2 separate regions of the Homo sapiens genome follow, and region 2 is linked to region 1. The links are chromatin contacts, found by Hi-C or POLR2A ChIA-PET in ENCODE. All regions are on one chromosome and are shown on one strand. The core of a region is the stretch at or near the end of the contact, and the rest is flanking DNA. Distances in the headings are between cores, read along the strand shown. Region 1 overlaps SGK1 (serum/glucocorticoid regulated kinase 1). Region 2 overlaps CT69 (cancer/testis associated transcript 69).

The links. A loop is a pair of places that touch in the nucleus more often than their neighbours do. ChIA-PET counts read pairs that join two places held with the same protein, here RNA polymerase II (POLR2A). Pooled maps may share reads with other maps.
Region 2: a loop to region 1 is called in a pooled map, with 2.3 times the contacts of the local background. The contact joins two enhancer-like sites. A Hi-C loop is called at or near these places in 2 of 50 pooled maps. POLR2A ChIA-PET finds 5 or more read pairs at or near these places in 4 of 52 experiments (Caco-2, OCI-LY7, Panc1 and 1 more).

Annotation. Positions count from the first base shown.
Region 1 is chr6:134,285,084-134,291,990 of GRCh38, reverse strand. All of the region lies in intron 1 of SGK1 (serum/glucocorticoid regulated kinase 1), which reads left to right. Among named protein-coding and RNA genes, the nearest start is that of SGK1, 30 kb to the left of the region's middle. Within about 2 kb of position 3,435, at least 8 of the 41 ENCODE cell types and tissues checked have a DNase peak (open chromatin) inside an H3K27ac peak, as active enhancers do.
Region 2 is chr6:134,460,525-134,467,431 of GRCh38, reverse strand. All of the region lies in intron 2 of CT69 (cancer/testis associated transcript 69), which reads left to right. It overlaps LINC01010 (long intergenic non-protein coding RNA 1010), which reads right to left. Exons shown (of 3, transcript NR_038217.1): 2 at 2,583-2,691. Among named protein-coding and RNA genes, the nearest start is that of CT69, 15 kb to the left of the region's middle. Within about 2 kb of position 2,596, at least 3 of the 41 ENCODE cell types and tissues checked have a DNase peak (open chromatin) inside an H3K27ac peak, as active enhancers do.

The sequences.
Region 1 (6,907 bases), core at 2,186-4,685:
CCTGGGTTCAAGGCTTGTCCCTCAGCCTCCTGAATAGCTGGGATTAAAAGCACGTGCCACCATGCCTGGCTATTTTTTGTATGTGTATTTTTAGTAGAGACGGAGTTTCACCATGTTGGTCAGGCTGGTCTCGAACTCCTGACCTCAAGTGATCTGCCTGTCTTGGCCTCCCAAAGTTGTTGGATTACAGGCGTGACCCATCGTGCCTGGCCACAAATGTAGTTTAAAGATTTCAGTTGGCTTTATTGCAATTTTAGAATCAGGCAACAGTTCATCCCATAAAATAGAATAAGTGTTCCAATCAGCTAAGCAAAGGGGATTAGCTTTATATAGACAGAGGAGGCCTGAAGAAAGAAACAAAGAACAAAGAGTTATTCGTCATTTTAAGGCTACTTTCCTTGTGAGGCAGAACAGGGAGACAGAACAATAGAAAAACAACTGATTAACATTAGGTGTCTTTAGGCCACTTTTCTTGCATAAGGATCAAAGCAAAGAAGGCTTTATTATCATGCCAACTGAAGACTGAAACTGGGCTGTGTGGGATATTGGCTGTTATCTCTCTTTGGATTTCTCGTAAGGTCAGATAACAACTTAGTTTGGGTTTGCTGATGTGGAACTGTAGCATAGGTGACTCCATTTTGATTTTTAGTCCGGTCTGTTGGGGCCTAGTGCAGGAGCTTAGTTCAACAGCCTCCTGTAATTTTTATTTTAAGTGTGTAACTAATGCCTACATCCACCGCTCTGCTACAGTAAGGAGGCCTGATTGATTCTCCTCTGGACTCCTTCAGAGGGCTCCTAACAGGGCGCTTCACTGCCTACCTTTCACTCCAAATCATCCCACACGTGGCTGAGCTGCAGCTCAGTATCTAATATGCAAGTCCTATTAAGATGTAGATTAGAGGCATGGACCTGGTTTGCTCACTGAATTCATTGCAAACCCTTAATGTGGCACCCAAGGCCCTCAGCAACAAGCCCTCAAGCAACCTTTCCTGCCTTCTCATCATCTTCTTCCCTACCTGCCTCTCAAATCACTCATCCATTCACTTCAATATATTTTTTGAGGACTGAATATGTGCTGAGCCCTCTGCTAGGTGCTAGAAACAATGATGGGCCAAACCAGATAAGTTCCAGGCAGGGCCCTGCACATGTAAAGCCCTGGGTGGGAAGACATGAGTAGTTTATAGGAGGTGGCCCAGAGACTTCTGTGGCTCAAGCAGAGAGCCTGAAAATAGGGAATATGTTTGAACAGCAAAGTAGAAAATAAACTAGCTAGGACTTCGCAGGCCTCCTTAAGAAGTTCTGTCATTATCTGAGGCACAATGAGAAGCTCCATGTATTGAACAGAGCTGCAGCGCCCTGCCATTTTCCTCCCCTAAGTTATTGCTTCTACGGGTCCTTCACTGTGAACTACACTCTTCATTTTTTCTGTCTCTGCTTGCTCAACTCACAACCATTATTTGGAACATTAATTTCAAGTGCCATCTCTTCCATGGAAAATGTCCTCCTCATCCCAAACCAAATGGAGCTTGTATTGCTGTCATTTGTCTTTGTTTTTTTTTTTTGACAGAAAATCACAGATTTATTGAAACAAAAGTACACTCCACAGAGTGGGAGTAGGCTCCAACAAGTCTTTTTCTTTTCTTTTCTTTTCTTTTCTTTTTTTTTTAGAGGCAGGGTCTTGCTGTGTCACTCAGGCTGGAGTGTAGTGGCAAGATCATAGCTCAGTGCAGCCTCGAACTCCTGCGCTCAAACAATCCTCCCACCTCAGCCTCCTGAGTAGCTAGGACTACAGATGTATGCCAACATGCATAGCTAATTTTTTTTTTTTTTTTTTTTTTTTGAGAAGGAGCTTTGCTCTTGTTGCCCAGGCTGGAGTGCAATGGCGTGGTCTCGGCTCACTGTAACCTCCCCCTCACGGGTTCAAACAATCCTCCTGCCTCAGCCTCCTGAGTAGTGGGATTACAAGTGCCTGCCACCACGCCCAGCTAATTTTTGTATTTTTTTAGTAGAGATGGGGTTTCACCATGTTGGTAAGGCTGGTCTTGAACTCTTGATCTCATGTGATCCACCCGCCTCAGCCTCCCAAAGTGCTGGGATTACAAGCATGAACCACTGCACCAGGCCACATAGCTACTTTTTTATTTTTTGTAGAGACAGAGGTCTCACTGTGTCGCCCAGGCTGGTCTTGAACTCCTGTGCTCAAGTGATCCGCTCGCCTCAGCCTCTGTATGTCTTTTTCTCTGCTACATATGAGACCTATAGGGTCTGATGTGGTAGCCACCAGCTACATGTGACTATTGAGCACCTGAATTGTGGCTAGTCTGAATCGAGATGTACTTTAGATGTAAAATACATACCAGATTTTAAACACAGTATGGAAAAAAAAAGAGAATATAAAATATTTCATTAATAATTTTATATTAAGTACAATTTAGAATGATAATGTTGGGGGTACATTGAGTTAAATAAAGTATATGTTTGAAATTAATTTCATGTTTCTTTTTACTTCACTTAATGTGTCCATTAGAACATTTACATTGTGTCTGTGGTTTATATTCTATTCCTATTGGACTGCACTCCTCTAGACTATACACTTCCTGAGTAGTAAAGGCTTATCCAATTATTCATCTGTTTATCCCCCAGGGAACACTAGCTTGTTCATAGTGGAAGAATCAATGAATATTGTTTAAATTCATTGCCAATTAAAAGAAATACTTTGCAATTTTAGTACACTACCTCCTTTCCACCTGAAATGTGCAGCCGAACTCCACAGTGAAAATGGGTAGACAAGGGAGACAGAGTTTTTTCCAGCCCCTATGAAGGCTAAAGGTATGGAACATGTGGTGTGGTCATGGAGGACACAGCAAGCCAAGACTGCTGATTCAGACAGGTTTCTCTATTTCCAAAACAAGAACTTTTATTGCAGAGTATGGAGGGAGCATTAGGACAGGAGGATCTTTGTGGTTTCTCACTGTATCTGTGGAAAAAATCTGAGGTTAAGGTTTAAATTAAACTGACATTTAAAAGAGCCTTTGTAGGCTCTTACTATGTGTATGTTAGCATCTGTTGCTATAGCTAAACTGACACTGATTATTATGAATGATGCTTTATGAGTGATGGAATAAAAATGTGGTTTCCTGCTTATGGACATTTCCTGGTGTTGGTTTCATCCTCTTTAATGATGAGATCAAGACCAGGGAAAATTACTAAGAGTATAGAAAACGTATCACAAAGAAAATATTATTAGGATACCAAGCATTTCTGAGATGGAAAAAAAAGTATTTAGAACTTCCGAATACCGCCTCTGTAATTTTATGAATTGTTTTGTTTCTGCTGGCTTCTGGTTTTGCAATCAGTTCTCCTTATGATTCACAGAGGCTCCCTCATGACTACCTTCACATGTGTTCCCCTTTTTGTTCAGAGACCTCTGAGGATGAACCAATGTATTTCTCATCATAAAATGGTTGAAGACATCTCTTTGCCCATTAGAAAGCCTAATTTCAAGGATTTTATGTTTTACCCTTGGAAAAGATGTTTAGTTTTAAACAGGCTTTTTCTCCAGGCGTATTTTCTACTGATCTCACAAAAGAGCTTCTGCTTCAACCAGACCTGTCTCCTCACTGTTCCTTGAAATGCCACTAGTTCTCTGTGTTTATTGCAACCTCTATCCTGCTACTGACCAAGGGTTCTCTCTGAATGTTTTACATTCAGACTCCACTTAAAAACTTGTCAGATTGCTACTGAAGTTTAAGTATGGAAAGAATTCTTGTAGTAGCCCTTCCCATAGGGCAATATCTCTTTTTACCATAACCAAGTTGCTCCTGTTTTAGCTTAGGCTAAACTTAATTTGCCTTCATTTTCCCCAGCTGTAAGAAGGGTCTTGGTAAACACTAACCTTCCGGTCTGAGTCATGTTTAGCCCTCATGATCTGAAGACATCCCAAGAGATCTCTTGTCTTAGTTTATGTTCCTTATCATTTTATCTATTAGAGTCACATCTTAGGTTAGGTAAGGAGATGGCATCTTTGTGTAAGACAAAATAACAAACATGAAAAGCTATGTTTACTCATTTCTGCTTGCCAACAAAGTAACTTCACAAAGCTCCTGACTCTGTGACAACATACAGCTCTCCAAAAGATACTTTAACAACAAAACAAAATAGAGCACAGGGTCCCCTATGTCTCTTGCATAGTACAAAATTACTTTCCATAAAAAAACTCTAATACATGTAAATACAAAAACACACAATTCATCTTAAAATGTACAAATTGATATTCTAACTTTATTAAGTCATTATCACATTTTCCAATCTACAACTCACTTTAATACTATTAAATATATACTATTATACACAACCTATACTATCCTTATAGTAGTCTTATTAAAATATTATATTAAATATAAAAAACCAAATCACAGTAAATAAAAAATAAATACAATCCAAAACGTATTTTCCAATAAATAGACAAATATACACACTAGGCCCAATACTCATTCCTTACTCCTACAACTCAAAATTACCAATCTTCCTTAAAAAAAAAAAAAAAGCCTTCTTATCTATATAAACAATCATTAATCTTATAAATACAACCAGACAATTAATTTATAACAAAAAAATTTATAGGACAAAATAACAAACATAAAAAAATTATATTTATTCATTTCTACTTGCCAACATAATTTTACAAAACTCCTGACTCTATAACATATAATTCTCCAAGGCTGGGAGTGGTGGCTCATGCCTGTAATCCCAGCTATCTGGGAGCCCGAGGCAGGTGGATCATTTGAGGTCACAAATTTGAGACCAGTCTGGCCAACATGGTGAAACCCCATCTCTACCAAAAACACAAAAATTAGCTGGGCATGGTGACATGTGCCTGAAGTCCCAGCTACTTGGGAGGCTGAGGCTAGAAAATTGCTTGAACCCAGAAGGTGGGGGTAGCAGTGAGCCAAGATGGTACCACTGTGACACTCCGTCTCAAAAAACAAAACAAAAAAAGACTTCTCCAAGAAAATACTGTAGAGACAAAACAAAATAAGACATACAACTCCCAAATGCCCCCAACCTCTCTTTACCTAAATCACTATATTCCTTAAAAAATAAAAAGCCCTAGTCCTTGTCTTTTTCTACACACAAAATAATGTCTAACAAAATTAATAATTATACTTCTATAACCTATAACCAGATAACTAAATATACTCTTTTTTAAAAATTTGTGTTTTTAGGCCAGGCACAGTGGCTCACGCCTGTAATCTCAGCACTTTGGGAGGCTGAGGCGGGCGGATCACAAGGTCAGGAGATTGAGACCATCCTGGCTAACACGGGGAAGCCCCGTCTCTACTAAAAAATACAAAAAAATTAGCCGGGCATCGTGTCCCAGCCTGTAGTCCCAGCTAATCTGGAGGCTGAGGCAGGAGAATGGCTTGAACCCGGGAGGCGGAGCTTGCAGTGAGCCGAGATCGCGCCACTGCACTCAGCGAGACTCCGTCTCAAAAAAAAAAAAAAAAAAAAATATTGTATTTTGTTTTTAGACAAGGTCTTGCTCTGTGCTCTGTCACCCACGCTGGAGTGCAGTGGCAATCACGGCTTACTGCAGCCTTAATCTCCCAGGCTCAGGAGGTCCTCCTACCTCAGCCTCCCAAGCAGTTGGGACTACAGGTGTGCACCACCATGCCCAGCTAATTATTTTATTTTTTGTAGAGACAGGCCTCCTAAAGTGTTGGGATTACAGGCATGAGCCACGAGGCGCAGCCCAAATATACTCTTACGTTCAAACCTTAATATAATTCTACTTTAATATAACTTCTAAACAAATCTAATACAATTTTATACATACTAAACCTCCACCACCTGTATATAAATAGATTAAAATATTAGCCAAAACAGGTTACTAACGAAACCTCTCTACAAACTACTTCCAGACTGTAGTCATCAGTCTACAGCCTGCAATAAGACTTCTAAAGAAAACTCACTTTAATTCTTTAAAAACTTATTTTTGTTTGGTTTGGTTTTAGTCAACACTTTTCACAAGAAAATTACTGGTGAAGTGGGACAGTCCACCTTGGAAGGCAAACTCTTCAGCAACTCCGTCCTCTCAGCCAATACCAGTCAGTTGTTCCTAACATTTGTTTCCCAGCAAATTTTATCTTTTTATCCCTTAAAAAAAATACTGACCTTTAGCACAAGTTAATGGTCTCTTATTTTACAGACATCTTTATCCTTACAGAATAGATGTGTTACAAGGAAACGAAAACTGAAAGAAAAAAAAACCCCATCAAAAAGTCAACAAAGGACATGAATAGACAATTCTCAAAAGGAGATATACAAACAGCCAGCAAACATATGAAAAAAATGCTCAGCATCACTAATTATCAGGGAAATGCAAATTAAAACCACAATTAGATACCACTTTACTCCTGCAAGAATGGCCATTATGAAAAAGTAAAAAAAAAAAAAAATTGATGCTGGTGCGGATGTGGTGAAAAGGGACCACCTTTTTTTTTTTTTTTTTTTGAGGCAGAGTCTCACTCTGTCGCCCAGGCTGGAGTGCAGTGGCAGGATCTCAGCTCGCTGCAACCTCTGCCTCCCTGGTTCAAGTGATTTTCCTTCCTCAGCCTCCTGAGTAGCTGGGACTACAGGCATGCACCACCATGCTTGGCTAATTTTTTGTATTTTTAGTAAAGATGGGGTTTCAACATGTTAGCCAGGCTGGTCTCGAACTCCTGACCTCAGGCAATCTGCCGACCTCAGGCAATCTGCCCACCTCGGCCTCCCAAAGTGCTGGGATTACAGGCGTGAGCCACCGAGCCCAGCCAAAAGGGAGCACTTTTACACTGCTGGTGGGAATGTAAACTAGTGCAACCACTATGGAAAACAGTAGAGAAATTCCTTAAAGAACTATAAGTAG
Region 2 (6,907 bases), core at 1,347-3,846, 180 kb before region 1:
ATGTTAGAAATATTAAATGTTAGCCTGTTCTTTATTTCCTGCACACTCTTCCTCCCCAACCAGAATGTAAGTGCCGGGGAAGCTTTGTTTGCTTTATTTACTCCTCTGGCCCTAACCCTAGATCAGTGCCAGGCACATAGTTGTCTGTTGACTTAGTAATGAGTAATCCATTTTAGTCCTGTGTTTCTATGAAGCTGATTGATAATAAGCTTATAGCTTCTGAAATTATATTATATTATTCTATATTTATTGAACACCAAAGGCAAAATCTCTATCTTTTTATTTCAAGGTACAGTGCAGACTGCTAACACTTGGAGAATTTTAATGTTATTACTTGAAGTGAGTTGAGGCTCCTAATTGGAGAATGACTGGTTGGTTATCAATTTAACTGCTTGTGAGATTGTTAGTTTTTTGAGTAGAGGTCAGGAATAACACTGCAAGAGAATATGTTTTCCAAACTCCTCCTATAAATGCACCATCCAATTAAAGAAAGCTGAGATAACATTACTTCAAGGCACTTTCAAAAAAATGATGTCAAATTTTGCACACAAGTGGAGTGCTGCTTTTATTTCACATACGTGCTCATATCTGTTTTTAATAGAATGTTGATAGAGAAATCTTGTTACTGCTGGAAAGAAATGAAGAACAAATGTTCTCTTACAACTTGCAAATTTCAACCAGTAAGTTCTGGGTTTCTTGGACTAGTGAGCATAAGTATCAGCTAGTGTGTTTTCTAAAAAAAGGTTTGTTTCTGGGCCCATATTCTGGGAGCTTCTGATTCAGTAGGTAAAAGCAGGGTGCAGCAATCAGAAATGTTTATAATTATGCCATGGGATTTGGATGCAGGTGGTCTGCAGACTTCACTTTGAGAATAATAAAAAATAAGAACCCTGATTTGTGAAAGGTCCTATAGGATCTTGGTTTCCTCTTGAGCGCAACTGTTACTAAATTATAATTCAGGTACCCAGCTGCCAGGTGAATGGCTTTATGTTTTGATTATAAGAAAAGTCAAATGGCCAAGAAACTCTTAGAACACGCTTTACAGTTCTAAAAATGTTTATCTTTTCTATTCTTTAATTGACTGAGGCTTCTGTTTAGGTTAATGCCACAAATGTTGATGCCACAAGAGTGAAGTACAGAAAGAAAGTTCATAAAAATATTTATTTGGCATCTGGCAAACTATAAAATATTTTCTCACATGTTACCTAATTTGATTCTCATGGTAGCTCTGTCGGGGAGTCAGGGCAGGTATGTGTTAATTTTGCCTATGAGCAAACAGAGGTCTGAAGAGGTTCTAACTTGCCCAATACCAGATAGTAGAAATAAACAGCAGAGAAGCCACTCCTCCTGGGACTGCTCATGCCTAGGTTATGCAGTGTTGGTTCAACTACCTTTCATGGTCCCCTAATATATCCAAATATATTCCTTAATGTCTTTCTCTCCTGACTCTTTCATCTCTAGAGACATTGCATAGGGAACATTTAACACTGTGCTCAGGAGGAAAAGGAGGAGGGTTGGATGCTATTGTGTGTTCAGGATTAAATGAGATAATATATGTGAAAGTCTTTGTAGTTATAAAATATTATACATATACAAGCATATATTATTATTGCATTGTATATTGCATATTAGATTATTGCTTATCCTTTTCAGAGCATGACTGCATCATATAGGAAACTCTTGGCCAGGCACAGTGGCTCATGCCTGTAATCCCAGCACTTTGGGAGGCCAAGGTGGGCGGATTACTTGAGGCCGGGAGTTCAAAACCGTGTCTCTACTAAAAATAGAAAAATTAGCTGGGTGTGTTGGCACACGCCTGTAATCTCAGCTATTCGGGAGGCTGAGGCACGAGAATCGCTTGAACTGGGGACATGGAGGTTGCAGTGAGCCAAGATTGCACCACTGCACTGCAGCATGGGTGACAGAGCAAGACTCTGTCTCAAAACATAATAATAACAATAAGAGAAATTCTTGAAACTTAGAGTTTCTGAGAAAAAGAGTTACCAACAATAAATTTAATAATACATTTTTAAAAATTGAGGAAGGAATACATGCAGAAATAAATAATAATTTAAAAGATAATGAGAAACTAATTAGAATAAGCTGAAACATGATTGAAGTTCGGTTGTGGGAGGAGATAAATGACTCATACTGAAAACTACCTAAAATAGCACATACAAAAGCGTTTATAAGCTTAGAATTTCTTATTTTATTTTCTCAGAATATTTCTGGTAGTTAAATTTGAGGCTTCCTGCGATGTGGGCATCTCAGAGGAACCATATAGATTGGCGCTTGTACTACAAAATATCCTAAGTTGACTGGGTTTAAATGTGGTTTTTTAAATTTACTTTTATTGTCATTTTCCCCACTTACCCTGACTTGAAGCTCATGAAAGTAGTTTTTATATCCTGAAGTCAAGGAGGCATTGTTCAGCCGCATCATTTGCCTACTTCTCATAGCTTGAAAGGGGAATAAAAGGCAGATTGCCTCACCACCTTGCTATTTTAGTCTCCTGATGTCTTGTGGTCTCGGCACCTCTCCCTGCTTGTAATTCCATATTGCTAGTTGTAATCAAATCCTACCTTGGAAAGGTCAGACTTGAGCAGGAAGAGTGCAGTCATTCCAACAGCTGTCGCTCTGGGCTCTCCCGCTGTGTCACAGTGTGAGGCGTGTGCACCACTGCACTCCAGCCTGGGTAACAGAGGGAGACTCCATGTGAAAAATAAATAAATAAATAGAATAAAATAAATGAAATAAAATTTCTTTGGAATGGCTACTTTCTCGTCTTCTTGAGCTTCATGAGGGGCTTAAAAGCAAAGATTATTTTTCTGTGACATTTAATGGCAAATACAGATAGAAAGAAATACGTTTAGGATGTTCCAGGGGTTCGAAAAACATGTTCATCCAGGCCCACTAATTTGGTCTTTTTCTTCTTATTATTCTTATTCTCACTCTTCTTTTGTTTTGGACACGGGGTATGACTCTGTCACCCAGGCTGGAGTGCAGTGGAGTCATCACAGCTCACTGCTGCCGTGGCCTCCTGGGTTCAAGGGATCCTCCCACCACAGCCTCCCAAGTAGCTGCAACTACAGGTACACGTCCCCACACCTGGCTAATTTTTGATTTTGTCTTTGGGTAGAGATGGGGTTTTGCCATGCTGTCCAGCATGGTCTCAAACTCCTGGACTCAAGCAATCAACCTGCCTTGCTCAGCCTCATACAGTGCTGGGATTAAAGGTGTGAGCTACCATGCCCAGCCTAATCTGGTCTTTAAAACCAGAAAGTTATCAAAATATTTCAAATTCCTTATGGACGCAGAACTTCAAGCTGAAACATCCTTTCTAGGCTCTCGTTTACACTCCATTTTACTTCCATATTTGAATAATGTTTTTTTTTTTCTTCCTTTTTTTTTTTTTTACCCTTTTTGTGTCACAGTATAAATAATCTTTAGAAGGATAAGCCTCTGCTGACAATAGAGCTCTATTTACTAAGTATCTACTATATACCACACCCTGGAGCAGGACCACCAACATTATCTCATTTGGAATTCTTAATCGCTAGAGATGTTGTTTACCATCTTGCAGATAAGGAAATGAAGATCAGAAAAAGTAGGTAATTTGCTTAAAGCTACAGGAATGAGACACAAAAATGTGAAGTCAGGTCTATCTTACTCCAAAGCCTGTGCACCATGTTTGAGTGTAAGCATATGTGTGATTTGTTTTAAAGAGATAATACGCCTCTATTTGTTCCAGCTTCTCTACTTGCTAATTGACCACATGCAAGTCACTCGACATCTTACAAGGTCAGTTTCTTTGACTGGAGAATGGGAATGACAATTCTTTTTTTTTTTTTTTTTTTTTTTTTGTCAGACGGAATCTCTCTCTGTCACCCAGGCTGGAGTACAATGGCGCGATCTTGGCTCACTGCAACCTCTGCCTCCTGGGTTCAAGCAATACTCCTGCCTCAGCCTCCCGAGTAGCTGGGACTACAGGCATGCGCCACCATGCCCGGCTAATTTTTTGTATTTTTAGTAGAAATGGGGTTTCACCATGCTGGCCAGGCTGGTCTCAAACTCCTAACCTCGTGATCCGCCCGCCTCGGCCTCCCAAAGTGCTGGGATTACAGGCGTGAGCCACCGCGCCCGGCAGGAATGACAATTCTTATTCCTTGCACTTTATAGGATTATTGAAGAAGTAAAACGAGAAGACATAAATGGTGGCTTCTAAGAGCACCCAAACACTTTCAAATCACAGGTGTGCATTAGTGAAGGTTAGGTTTGGCTGCCCATGGTAGAAAATCCAAAATGACTGCAGCTTACACAAAAAAGAAATCTACTTCTCTCTCAAGCTGGGCACAGTGGCTCACGCCTATAATCCCAGCACTTTGAGAGGCTGAGGTGGGCACTTGAAGCCAGAAATTCGAGACCAGCCCGGCCAACATGGTGAAACCCCATCTCTTCTAAAAACACAAAAATGTTGCTGGGCATGGTGGGACACGCCTGTAATCCCAGCTACTCAGGAGGCTGAAGCAGGAGAGTAATTTGAACCCTGGGAGGTGGGAGTTGCAGTGAGCTGAGATCATGCCACTGCCCTCCAGCCTGGGCAACAGAGCAAGACTCTGTCTCAAAAAAAAAAAAAAAAAAAAAAAAAAGAAATCTACTTTTCTCTCACATGAAAGATGACCTGAAGAAAGCAGTCCAGGGAAAGTGGGCAGATTCCTACCCATCTGGTCCTGAGAAACCTTCAGTCAGGCCACTGTCTTTGTCCATAGGTCACCTCGTGGTACCAGGTGGCCCCAGTGAAATGGTCTACTGTATTCAGCACATAAAGAGAAAAGTCAAGAGAAGAATGCACTTCCTAGGCTGAAGCGGGTGGATCACTTGAGTTGAGGAGTTTGAGACCAGCCTGGCCAATGTGGCAAAACCCCATCTCTGCTAAAAATACAAAACTTAGCCAGGCATAGTGGCGCACCGCCTGTATTCCCAGCTACTCGGGAGGCCGAGGCAGGAGAACTGCTTGAACCCGGGAGGCAGAGGTTGCAGTGAGCCGAGATCCCACCACTAGACTCCAGGCTGGGTGACAGAGTAAGAACTGTCTAAAAATAAATAAATAAATAAATAAATAAATAAATAAATGAATAAATATTTTTTAAAAAATGCACTTCCTTCCTAGAAATTGTACACAAAATAGTTCAACATTTCCTTTTTTCCCATAATCTTAGGCTACCTACTGAGGCATATAGAGACATGAAAATTATCCTCAGATGAGAGGATTAATAAGGCTTTAAATGCAATGTGTCATTTTTCCTCTATCAGCATAAAGTATGCTTTCAGAGAATTTCTGAAAGAGGATACATGTCAGATATTATCCTCATTTCACAGGTTGTGTAAGTGAAACAGAATGGTCATAGGGCTTGTTTCAAGTCACACAGTTAGTGGATGAAAAACATTACAACGAAGACATTTGATAGTTATATGATAGTTATAGCTCCTACACAATTTTTTTTTCACAAAACAACTATGCAGAAAACATAAAATTAACCCAATCAACAGGAGAAAAATCAAACATCCTGAAAACTGACTTGAATTTGGCTTTGGGTAAACATAATTGAAACCAAGGTTGTTTCCAATAAACTGGAATGCTACAACCCAAAGTCTTGACAAATTGGAGGTAGAGAGAAATAAAAATTCTAGCTATATACTCACTCACCTTGTCTTTCGTTTTCATTTTTATTTTAACAACAACAACAACAAAAAGCTGTGTAGCCTCTGACTATTGACTGTGGTGCAATCCCCAGCTCCTTACCATTAGTGATTGGCACCTGACCAATGAATGGCATGGCAGCAAGCAACCTCATGATTTTGAGATACATGTAGAAGCAACCTCAAATTCGCATAGCCTATATATGGCTATAGCACATTATTTTAAACCTAAAAAGCGCACTATAATATCATAAACATTGTACACAGAATTTAGGCTACATTTTTACATCGAATAAAACATCGTACACAGAAATTAGGCTAAAAACACAAACTCGGGCCAGATGTGGTGTCTCACGTCTGTAATCCCAGCACTTTGGGAGGCCGAGACAGGCAGATCGCTTGAGCCCAGGAGTTCGAGACCAGCCTGGGCAACGTGGCAAAACCCCATCTCTACAAAAAATACAAAAATTAGCTGGGCGTGGTGGTGATGGCCTATAGTCCCAGCTACTTGGGGGGCTGAGGTAGGAAGATCTCTTGAGCCTGGGAAGTTGAGGCTGCAGTAAGCCGTGTTTGCACCATTGCACTCCAGCCTGAGTGACAGAGTGAGATCTTGTCTCAAAAACAAACAAAAACACACAAACTCCAAGAGTATGGCGGATGCCTAGGCTGCATCTCCTAGACAGCCAGAGGTCACCATCACTCCCCTACCTGGAGATGACTTCAAAGCAACTTGAACGCTGTCTGCATAGCTTCCTCCCATGCCTCATCTGGACCTCCTTAACACTGGCTTCCCTAGCTGTGGTCTTAAAAGCCACACAGACCCATCTCTACCTCCACCTCTCCCTTGCCTGTTGTCAGTTTTCTCCTGGCTTTTCTTACCACCTGGTGCTTGCTATACATGTGTTTCTTCCTTTATTGTCTGTTCCCAACTAGAACGTAAGTTCCATGAGGACAGGATGTTGACTTGTTGATTGCTATATCCCAACTTCTTAGAATAGGGCCTGGCATATTTGTAAAATAAATAAAATAATAAATACTGAGAAGTTTAGACATTATGATGGACCACAGAAAATAGTTGGTTTGGGCAGGTGATTCCATAATGTGCCCCTTAAATTGTACCATGGACATCTCTGACTAAGCTTAAGAAAGCCTTCAGTCAGACCTTAGTAAATCTTAAACTTTTCTTTTTTATTAAAATGAAGAACAT